2 separate regions of the Mus musculus genome follow, and region 1 is linked to region 2. A link is a loop called in an ENCODE intact Hi-C map of the cell type or tissue named here. Cell type or tissue: left cerebral cortex. All regions are shown on one strand. Each heading gives the region's core, and the rest is flanking DNA. Links, peaks and the distances in the headings are about the cores only. Region 1 holds the start of Elob (elongin B). Region 2 holds the start of Flywch1 (FLYWCH-type zinc finger 1).

Region 1 (5,330 bases), core at 1-5,000, 57 kb after region 2:
AGTCCCCTGATGTACAATTACACTTCTGACCTAGAATGGAACCCAACTCCTCTGGAAGAGCTACCCTTAAATTGCTGAGCTATGTCTCCAGTCCCTATGCTTTGTTTTTTAACAAGGAAACAAATACTTCATGATCTTTGTGGACTGAAAAGGTATTCCCTAAAAGCTCAGAGGAGCAGTATAGGCTTCCAAAGTTGTTGTTCTTTGGATGTTACCAGATGCTAGCTACCATCCATCCAGGTTAGCCATCTTACCTGCTCGGAAGGCCAGGCCCACTGTGGCTGGGGCCTGTGGCCGTGCTGTCTGGCTAGTGAAGCCACACTCGCCCAGAGTTTTGCCATCATCAAGGAGCTGGTCATCCTGAAGAGAGAAGCAGGGTTTAGGGAGAGGTCCTAAGGTCCCAAAGACAGCCAACTTAGGTGAGGAACTTAGGAAGAGGCATCCCTAAGTATAAAACACATATTCCAGGACTATATCCAAGAATTTCCAGCTCTGACTGCACTGATGGCTTACAGCAGCTAAAAGCTCTGGCAGAGACTTCCAAGGGCATTTTCTAGCACCCATATAGATTGGTTCACAATTCCACTTCCATGAGATCTGATCCCTTTGGCCTCCAGAGCACCTGAGCACCTGGACTGTATGAGAGCAGGTATCACACACACAAAAATAAAACTCACAGGCCTCTGAATTCTGGCTTTTCCAAGCTCTCTAGATATATCTAATTCAAAAGGTAGTTGGAATTTTTTTTTTTTTTGAGAAAATATCTCAAACAGTATTTTGTTCTTGAAATTCTGATCCTCCTACATCTAGCTCCCAAACAGGATTATTGCCCAGTTTTTTCCGCCTGGTGATCTAACCTAGGCTTTCATACAGGTTATGTTAACACTAAACACAGCTGCACCCCTGAGTCCTATCAAGTTTTTCTCTCCACTCCCCACCTTTCTTTTAAAAATCAACCTTAACCTTAAAACGGGAATTATGAGGAGCATAGAAAGCAGCACTAAAAACACTATGTGGTTCCTAGACCAGCAGAGGGTCTTTCAAGAAAAAGATCAGTGGGTATCAGTGAGAAAAGCCCTTTAGAGACATGAATCCAGGCTCTAATCTGGAGTTACAGCTGGAATTAGCTCAATGTATTTAGATTACTGGCACGCTTCTGGGAAGCCTGACTCGGGATTGGGGCATGAGGACCCAACTCCGCAGGCTAGCTTATTCAAAACTGGAGCTGGCTTCTGGAGGTGAGCTTGAATGCCAAGTGTTTCTAGAACATCAGAAGACTGGCGAGGGTAAACACTGGCTGGGTGAATCACTGGTGGGATCTTGACCTATCTTCTAAACAACACTTGCATTCCTCGAGTTCCACCCCACCCTGTGACAGTGGGATTCCGGTGGGCTCCCGACAGGCCGAAGGTGGCTAGCCAGGAACAAACCCTGGCTCTGCCACGACCTTCGGCTGCGTAAGATTATCGAGGCCTCGGTTTCCCCAACCGCTGAGCAAGACGGCCTGGCAGGGCGGGGCGGCTGCCGGGAGACCTGATGCTGCCGGCTCTTCAGCACGATCAAGAGACCTCCTTGTTAAGTGTCCTGTCTGGACCCCCGCGCGCGCAACCGCCACGCCCGCTCGTCGCACCTTGTAAAGCCGCTGCTCCTCTGGCGGCCGCTTGAGGATGCCCTCGACGATGCGCTTCAGTTCGAACACGGTGCTCGACTCCTTGGCGTCCGTAAAGATGGTGGTCTTGTGGCGCCGGATCATGAGAAACACGTCCTGAGGACGGCGGGCCCGCGTCAGCGCTAGCCCGCGGCCCCCGGCGTGGCCCCGGAGCCCCCGCCGCCCCCGGCCCCGCGCCCCTCCCCCCCGCGCCCGCTCACCATCCCGGCGGCTGCTTCTGGCTCGACGCGCCGGCGCGGCCGCGCTCCGCCCCTTCCCGGCAGCCCAAGCGCGACCCAGCGTGCTCTGCGCGGCCCCGCCCGCCCCGCCCCCTATCCTGCAGCCCCTCCCACGCCGTTGCGGCCATCTTAAGCGATCCGGAAGCCACTTCCTGTGCTTGGCCGCCATCTCGGTGTCTGGGTTATAGGTGGTTATATATTGAGCCCGTCTCGGATCCGTGGTGCAAGCTGGGCTTGCTTTGGGGCGTAGAGAGTGAGTCACGGAGAGCTACTCATGCATATCTGCCATGAACAATTTTATATGAGTGTTTTATCTGCATTTATGCCTATGCAACTGTTACATGCAATGCTTGGGAAGGCCAGAAGAGGGCCGTCGGGTCCTCTGGTCGTGTGGGGTGCAGGAAATCGAACCTAGCTAACTCCTCGAAGAACAGCCAGTCCTCATAATCATCGAGCCATCTCTCCAGCCCACGTTTATTTATGGGTCAAGCTCTTGCAGGGAATGTGAGGGGTAACTTTACAGCCATTTTGAGACGATGTACAATTTTGGATCTAAGATCACCACTGTGTATTCTCCTCATCCAGCTCTAGGCTTGGGTCTAAGGGTTTGTTAAATCCAATTCAGCCATGCTTTGTGGCCTCTTAGGAGCTAGAGAAACTATTGCTCTTCGAGACTTCTGCTGTAGTTATTAGGGTCCACTCTAGCTAGACTTGGCCACCTGGTCCCAGTACACCAACTAAAAAGTGTTAATAGTGAAAAGCATTGATAGGTTTACTTAATGTGGCCATAAGAAGAGGTCCAGTGACTTTCCCAAGTCGACTGTGGAGTTTGTTTAAACTGAAATGGAACAAATGAGTAGTGTTAGGCAAGGTATGGCCCATCATTTGACTGTCCTACAAGATGGCCTGATGAGCTGTGACATCTGTTTCAGGTCAAACCCTTCCTTATTCCAACATGAGATTCCTGGGGAAATCCTGATTACTTGGAGACCATTGTTTTTAACAGCCTTGAGAAGGCTAGGCTGACTTCACGACAGACTTCAAATTGGCAGTTAAGGACACTAGGCCTAAAAACTGGGCAAGTCCAGGGAAGTCAATTGATGATTTAAAAAAACAAAACAAAACAAAACCCTAGGCTCCAGCCTTCATGTCCAGGTAATGGACTGTCCCAACTACCTCGTCTGATGCAAGGACAGTGGGTCAGCAGCAGTTTCCAGACATCCTCAGCTACTTAGTAACAGTTCCCAGACCTCCCCAGCAAGTTTCTAGTCCCCACACCATGTTAATAGAATTCTGTAGAGATGTGCACAACAGATTAACATAGAGGTCACCTACACTGGAATTCTCTAATGTGCTTTAAATCAGGCCTGAAAGCTCACTTGGGTGTCTCTATCTTGGTAATAGGAGACCCCAGCATGCTGGACTTGTGCAGCTTAAAACATTCTTTGCATTTACATACTATTTGAGTCTGGGGTATCATTCTTTGGAGAATCATGTATCCTTACAGACTGATAGTCAAAGAGGGGTGGGGAACAAAAGGACAGTGGCTCTTTGGATTATCTTCATTCCTTTTACTATCTCTGGTACATTTCCTGGGACTGAAGAAGACAGGATATTGTCCTCTCCCTCCAGGAACCTGGGTCAACAGCTCACCTTCCGTCCTAGATTCAGTTCCCAGAAAGGTCTGTAGGCTTGATTTTTCAGACCCTTCGAACACTGATTTGTGCCATCCTAAATTATAAGACCAAAGGCCCTCTCAGCTTCTCTGCCAGTGGTGGGCAACCATCAGAGTTTCAGACAAGGCTAATGGGTGGCCCTAAGTTGTAGGATCTGGGAGAATTGTCTGTCTGAGCTTGTTAGGGAAATAGGAACAAAGTGCTAACTAGCTCTGTTTGGAGCAAGTTTTCCTGATACTCTTAAGCCAGGCTGGCCTTGAACTCAGTAGCCACCATACCTACCTAGAGTGAGCTTTCCTCATTTTAATCATATTACAATACTAAATTCTCTGCTAGAGACATTCCCACCCTATTTAAACATTTTTATTTTTAATTATATGTTTGTGTGGGGTCTGTACATGTGAGTGTCGTGCCTGGGAGGCCAGGGGTTCCCTGTAGCTGGAGTTACAGGTGGTTGTGGACTGACGGCCATGGGTGGTAGGAATTGAACTCAGGTCCTCTGCAGAGCAGTATGTACTGTTTTAACCAATGGGTTCCTACTTAATTATTTTGGTGGCCTGGGCTGGCCTTGAGGTCTCAATTTTTCTACTGCCAACCTCCTGACTGAGTGCTAGGATCATAGGTATATACCACAATTTCCTGTTTTTTTTTTTTTTTTTTTTTTTGTTGTGTGGGTTTTTTTTTGTTTTTTTTTTTTTTGAGACAAGATCTCACTATGTAGTCCTGGCTGACTTGGAACTCCCCATATAGTATAAACTGGCCTTGAGTTTTCAAGATGTACAGAAATTTTTTCCCCACCCATTCTATGTTTTAAACCTGCATTGGGACTGAAAAGATGCTTGGGACCCCACAATCACAGAAATGACTGTTCTTATAGAGTTAGTTCCCAGTGTTCGCAGCAGATGGCTAACAACTGCTTGCAACTTCAGCTGGAGGGGATGTGACAGTGCTGGCTTCTGTGGGCACCTGCACTCATGTGCACAGAGATAGAGGCACACTTGGACACATAATTACAAAGAACACCAGGAGCACAGCTTTAATCTCAGTACTTGGGAGGCAGGGGGAGTTGAGTCTCTCTCTGTGAGTTCAAGGCTAGCCTGGTCTACATAGTTCCAGGCCAGCTAAGGTGACAAAGTAAGACATTGTCTCAAAGTTTTTTTCTTTCAAAAAGTGCCGCGGTGAGGCATGATATCAGACTGTCCATATGCAAGAACGCATCTTTTCCTGTGATGGCAAGTCTTTCTGATGTTAACTTTGGTGAGTCTTCCAATAAATTCCTCTTTCTCTTTTTTTCTGTGAGACTGTCTGTCTAAGGGAAGCTCTCTAGGGCTCTCATCTGCTATAAGCAATCAAGGTCACTCATTTCCTGGCTTGATTCACTTACTATGTGAACCCACCATGCTGCTGCCCTGGCTCGCATTAGCCTCGTGCCTGACTTGCTCCTGAGGTGACCCTGCAGCTCCGGGCAGTTAACCTCCTCCAGGCCTAATTTTCCTTAATGAGTGACTGGGGGCTGGTGAGACAATCTACAAAAGGGCTAAGAAGGCCGACAAAGTGGAGAAAACAATGGGACACCCTGAAAAGCAGGCTGTTTAGGAATGAACCCCGGGCTACACCCTGCCAGCTGTGACTAGACTCAGGTGTGAATTTGGGCACCACTTTTCTCACTTGGCAAATAGGAAAACCAAGTCTTTAATGAAGTGGTACAGTGATCCTACTCCATCGCCTCATTCAAGCACATATCACACGAGCTGTGGTGTTGTTAAC
Region 2 (5,374 bases), core at 273-5,272:
GAATTTGAGGCCCACCTGAAGCCCACAGATGAGGGCTACATAGAAAAACCCTGTCTTGAAACAAACAAACAAAAAGGAATAAGGCAGAGAGTGATAAACAGCCTTGTGTATGCATGCACAGAGACACACAAACACACACTCAGAATGATAAGGAAAACCCACATGAGATGTGGGAAGCCAACTGATAGATTTCCGCAATCCTCCTAGATGAGAATCTTGGCTAGACGGATTCCTTTACCTAACAATTCAGCTTCACATCCCTCCCCCAGCAAAGCCATCTTCATCTGCATAAGTGAGCATGTATTATCAGCTCTCCTCTACTTCATATGCTGTTTTGTTCCCACAAGTCAGACTAGTGGCACTTGGGAGAACAATGAGATAAACATACCAGAAATCTAAACCAAGCCCCAGCAATGGTAAGGACCCTGGAAAGCAAAGAAGTTAAAAACAAAACATCATAACAAAAAGATCTTTCTTGGGGATGGTTATCTGATTGTAGAGTAAGGAGTAAAGGGGGGTTTAAAACTGTCAGATAAGCTAGGTCTTGAATCAATGGGTTAGCAAGTCAGTCATTTGGAATGGAATGGAACGGAACAGAAAGGAATGAATTAGAACACAGCCTAAATAGATCTGCGTCATGTGAGATTGGTAAGCGACTCTCTTTAAACTTGCGATTCACGAAATCTATCTTCAGGCACAGAATATACACATAAAACATCTTTCTCAGTCTAGAATGCGTCACAAAGTTTGAAAGCCACAATGGGCAACCTATAGTCTGAACGAGGAGGGGTAACAACCGGCAAAAAGTGCAAGGTCATTGGGACCTGCGGCCGCCAAGGATGGGCCGCGACGGAGGACAGAGCTGGATGGACATGCAATGGGTGGACACGGTTCAAGGAAGATGGGCGAATGTGTGGTCCCGGATTTAGAGGTGTTAAGATCGGTACAGGAGTCGAGTGGGTTGATGGAGAGATCAGGTAGAAAGGAGGCGCATCGTGGATGTCCGACAAAGAAGCACCCCATGCCCGAGCTACAGAGCTGGGGCCCCTCCCCAGCACCGGGCGCGACCCCAGGATAGCCGGACCAGGCATCGCTCCGCTGGTCCGACCCTCCCGCCCGCAGGGGCCCGTCCTCACCGACGGCAGCGGGCCCTGCCTCTCCGGCGGCTGAGCCACCCGATCCTTCGTGTGAGTGTCCGCCAACGCAGGCGCCGGCCTAGCAGCCGGGGCTGCTCTAGGAACCACGACCCCGCCGCCCGCTCCCGCCGCCAACTGCCCCCTGGGGAGCGAGCCCGTGCCCGCGCGCGCGCCCCCGCGAGACGCCTGCTTGGGAAGCCTAGAAACTACTAGCGAGCATGCGCAGCAGAGGCGCGGAGCCATTCCTGAGGCGGATACCACTTCTCCGGGTCTTCTCTGCGCAGTGTCAACTTGACACCCTAGCCAATCAGCATCAGGGGCGGGTCTACTAACAAGGAAGAAGGCGGGACAACCCATGGTCCCGCTACTGCATCCGGGAGGGCGGGGCGACAGGTGAATTTGTAGCAAGGATGCAGGCTGGGAGTCATCACTAAAAGGATGACAGCGCTATTGATAGAGAGAACAGGACTTTTATAGGATTTGACTGCATTCTTACGAAGTTGTAGCTTTGGCTTAAGTGCGTCTTTAGGCCTGTGACCTTCAGAACTTTCTTTTTTACATTTTAAGTATTTTATTTCTTTATTTTTTATTTTTATTTTTATTTTAAGACAGGGTTTCTCTCCGTAGCCCTGGCTGTCTTGGAATGCTCTCTATAGACCAGGCTGGCCTCAAACTCAGAGATCAGCCTGCCTCTGCCACCCTAGCACGGTGAGTACTGGGATCAAAGGCATGCGCCACTGCCACCCAGTTTTCTTCCTTCCTTCCTTTCTTTTTTATTTTTTAAAAAACATAACTCTGACATATTTTAAGTGTATTTTTAAAATGTATTTGGATGTTCTGTCTGCATGTGTATCTGTACACCATGTGCATTTCTGGTGCCTGTGGAGGCCAAAAGAGGGCATAGGATCTCCTGGAGTTGCCCAGAGTTATGAACCACCATGTGGGTGCTGGATATCAAGGCTGGGTCCTTTGGAAGCAGCCCAATGGTCTTCATAACTGAGCCAGTTCCAAAGAACATTCTTTTTTTTTTTTAAGATTTATTTATTTATTATATGTAAGTACACTGTAGCTGTCTTCAGACACTCCAGAAGAGGGCATCAGATTTCGTTACGGATAGTTGTGAGCCACCATGTGGTTGCTGGGATTTGAACTCTGGACCTTCGGAAGAGCAGTCGGCACTCTTAACCACTGAGCCATCTCGCCAGCCCTCCAAAGAACATTCTTATGCAGCACGTTGAAACCCTTAGATACCCCCCTCTCCCAATCCAGGACTATCTGAGATTTGAAATAGTGACAATAACAGATCGCATATTTAAATAAGAATCCAGGAGCTGAATGTGTGTGGCACAAATGAAACAGAAGCAAGAGAATCAGGAATTCAAGTCTTTCATCAGCTACATAGTGAATGTAAGGCAAGCCTGAGCTACATGAGACCCTGGGTTTTAAAAACAACAATATAGGTGAATAAGTAAGTAGAAGAGAAAGATAAGGGTTTTGGTTTTGGTTTTGGTTTCAGAAATCTAAAAGTTAAAAAACTTTTAACTTTTAGAGAGAAAATGGGAAGCCCTGTGTGGCGGGGCAAGCCTGTAAACTCAGAATTGCGGAGACAGAGGCAGGAGAATGAGGCCATCCTGGGCTACACAGCGAGTCCTGGAAGCTGATTCTTCATAGACTGTCTCCAAAAACAAACCGTTTTGAAAAGAAACACTGTTAGGTAGTGGCTCTCAACCTTCCTAAAGCCGTGACCCCTTAATACAGTTCCTCATACCGTGGTGACCCCCAACCATACGATTATTTTTGTTGCTACTTCCTAACTGTAATATTGCTAGTTATGAACCATAATGTAAATATTTTTGGAGATAGAGGTTTGTCAGGGAGGTTGTGACCCACAGGTTGAGAACCACTGCCTTAGCGATTCTCAGCACTTAAACAGCTCTTTACAGAGGACAAAATTCAGTTAGGAAATCTGACACCCTCTTTGGCCTCCTCTAAAATCAGGCATGTACATATTATAGACACATGCATGCAGGCAGATGCTCATACGCGTGAGATATCCTGTCTCAAATAGCTAACAAATAAGTAAATAAATAGACAGGCAGACAGATCTTTGAAAACAAACAAAATTGAGTGTGGTGGCCACATCTGCAATCCCATCCCTTGAGGATTTTGAGACAACCTCAAACACAGAATAATGCCAGTTTGGCCTGGTATGATGGTCCACATTTGGACTCCTAGCTACTTGGGAGGTAAGGGAAGAGTAATCAGGAGTTTGAGGACACAAGGAGCCCTGTTTTGAAAGCCGAAGTTTAAGAACAGGGATGGTGATGGCTCACCTGTAATCCCACTAATTGGGAGGCAGAAGCAGGAGGATTTCTCCCCCAGGGAGGACGCTTGCTCTGCCTTGAACCTCTTTCTTGCTTTTAACATAGCTGAAACCGTCCTGGGATTAGCAGGCTTCCACGGTTGCCTTGCTGTCCCTTCACCTCAGAGTTAATGCAGCACCCCGCACCCACAGGTCTACTGTTATCCACACATCTATTCTGTACATGAGCGGAACTATAAGCCCTCTGCAATATGATAATCTCAAATCTGGGCTCTCAGCTCTCCTTCCCATGCACTGTTTGCTCCTTATGGTCTTTACACTGAGAAATTCAGTAGCCCAAATAGACAGAGATTCCTTCCCTGGTAGTGTTAGTTTATGTAGTGTGGGAATGGGGCAGGAAGTGGGGGCAATAAATCTAATACACTATACGTGCAAGAAGCCACGTACCTTTAAGGAGCGAGCCCTTGCTCTGCCACTGCAGAACTGAGAGTGGTAATCCAGGACCGCACTCCAGGAGGCGCTCACAACCCGTGCTCTTTAGAGATGCTGGACCGGCGCGAGAGCGCGCCCCCATCTATGTAGTCACCAAAACAAGTGTGAGACAGAGTCCCTGAGTGAAGATTTAGGAGAACTGGATAGAGCGGGCCACTCTAGCCCATAGGCTAGATACATAGGCTGGAGTTTGCACACAAAGGTTAGGGTAGCCTTGTTCCTGTTGGGCTCCTCTTCTCCCTGGCTTCTCTCTAGTCATTCTCTCAACTCTGCCCTCAGGCTTGTGTGTGTGTGTGTGTGTGTGTGTGTGTGTGTGTGTGTGTGTCCCTGTGGGCGTGTCCCGTGTGTGGAGGCCAGAAGTCAAAATTGGGTGCTTTCCTCAATTGCGTTCCCTCTTATTTTTTGCACCTCGGTCTCTTACTGTCTGAAGCTTGTTGATTTGGCTAGACCGACTGCCAACATGCTGCAGAGATCTTCCTACCTATAGAGCCCTGGGGTTATAGGACCGAACCACAGCATCATGTTTTGTTTTGTTTCCTTTTTTGTTTTTTTAAGTTTTATTTTTATTCCGGGCGTGGTGGCGCACGCCTTTAATCCCAGCACTCGGGAGGCAGAGGCAGGCGGATTTCTGAGTTCGAGGCCAGCCTGGTCTACAAAGTGAGTTCCAGGACAGCCAGGGCTATACAGAGAAACCCTGTCTCAAAAAACCAAAAAAAAAAAAAAAAAGATTTATTTTTGTTTTTATATGAGTACACTGTAGCTGTCTTCAGACACACACCATTAGAGTGCATCAGACTCCATTACAGATGGTTGTGAGTCACCATGTGGTTGCAGGGAATTGAACTTAGGACCTCTAGAAGAGCAGTCTCTCCAGCCCTAAAATTTCTATTTTTTTTAAATTGGTAATTTTTTTTAATTTACATTTCAACTGTTATCCCCTTTCCCTGCCCCCAAACCCCTATCCCACACCCTCTCCCCCTGATTCTATGAGGGTGTTCCCCCACCCACTCACTCACCCACTTCCACCTCCCTGCCCTCGATTTCCTCTACACTGGGGCATCGAGCCTTCAGAACCAACGGCCTCTCCTCCCATTGATGCCCGACAAGGCCGTCCTCTGCTACATATGTAGCTGGGGCCATAGGTCCCTCCATGTGTGCTCCTTGGTGGTTTAGTCCTTGGGAGCTGGGGGGGGGGTGTCTGGTTGTTGTTCTTCCTATGGAGTTACAAACCCCTTCAGCTCCTTCAGTCCTTTATCTACCTCCTCCAATGGGGACTGCTAGAAATCAGTCCTCACAATTGAGCAGCAGAAACATTTGCCGACTGAGCAAGCTCCCTAACCTCAGGTCCTGTCCCATCACCTCAGTCTCCTAAATGCTGGGATAAAGGAATAACTACCACACCCTGCCCAGATCCACTGACCAT

What was found. Hi-C counts contacts between places; a loop is a spot of excess contacts. Peaks named below come from ENCODE experiments on the same cell type or tissue, not always from the same donor. Only the 100,000 strongest peaks of a DNase experiment are listed, where the experiment ranks them.
Region 1: it touches region 2 in a loop (3-fold over the local background); 15 of 42 quality-filtered maps call a loop at or near these places.

The regions. Positions count from the first base shown.
Region 1 is chr17:23,827,214-23,832,543 of GRCm38, forward strand. Elob (elongin B) reads right to left here and starts at 1,896. Exons shown (of 4, transcript NM_026305.2): 1 at 1,870-1,896; 2 at 1,631-1,765; 3 at 255-360. The coding sequence starts at 1,872. In left cerebral cortex, for the core only: CTCF peaks have their summits at 1,616 and 2,241 (motif pointing right); DNase peaks (open chromatin) are centred at 1,301, 1,626 and 2,094; H3K4me3 peaks cover 2,392 bases; H3K27ac peaks cover 1,580 bases.
Region 2 is chr17:23,770,279-23,775,652 of GRCm38, forward strand. It overlaps Flywch1 (FLYWCH-type zinc finger 1), which reads right to left and starts at 1,324. Exons shown (of 8, transcript NM_001357994.1): 1 at 1,137-1,324. In left cerebral cortex, for the core only: CTCF peaks have their summits at 1,538, 2,207 (motif pointing right) and 3,969; DNase peaks (open chromatin) are centred at 337, 910, 1,410 and 3,985; H3K4me3 peaks cover 1,951 bases; H3K27ac peaks cover 1,444 bases.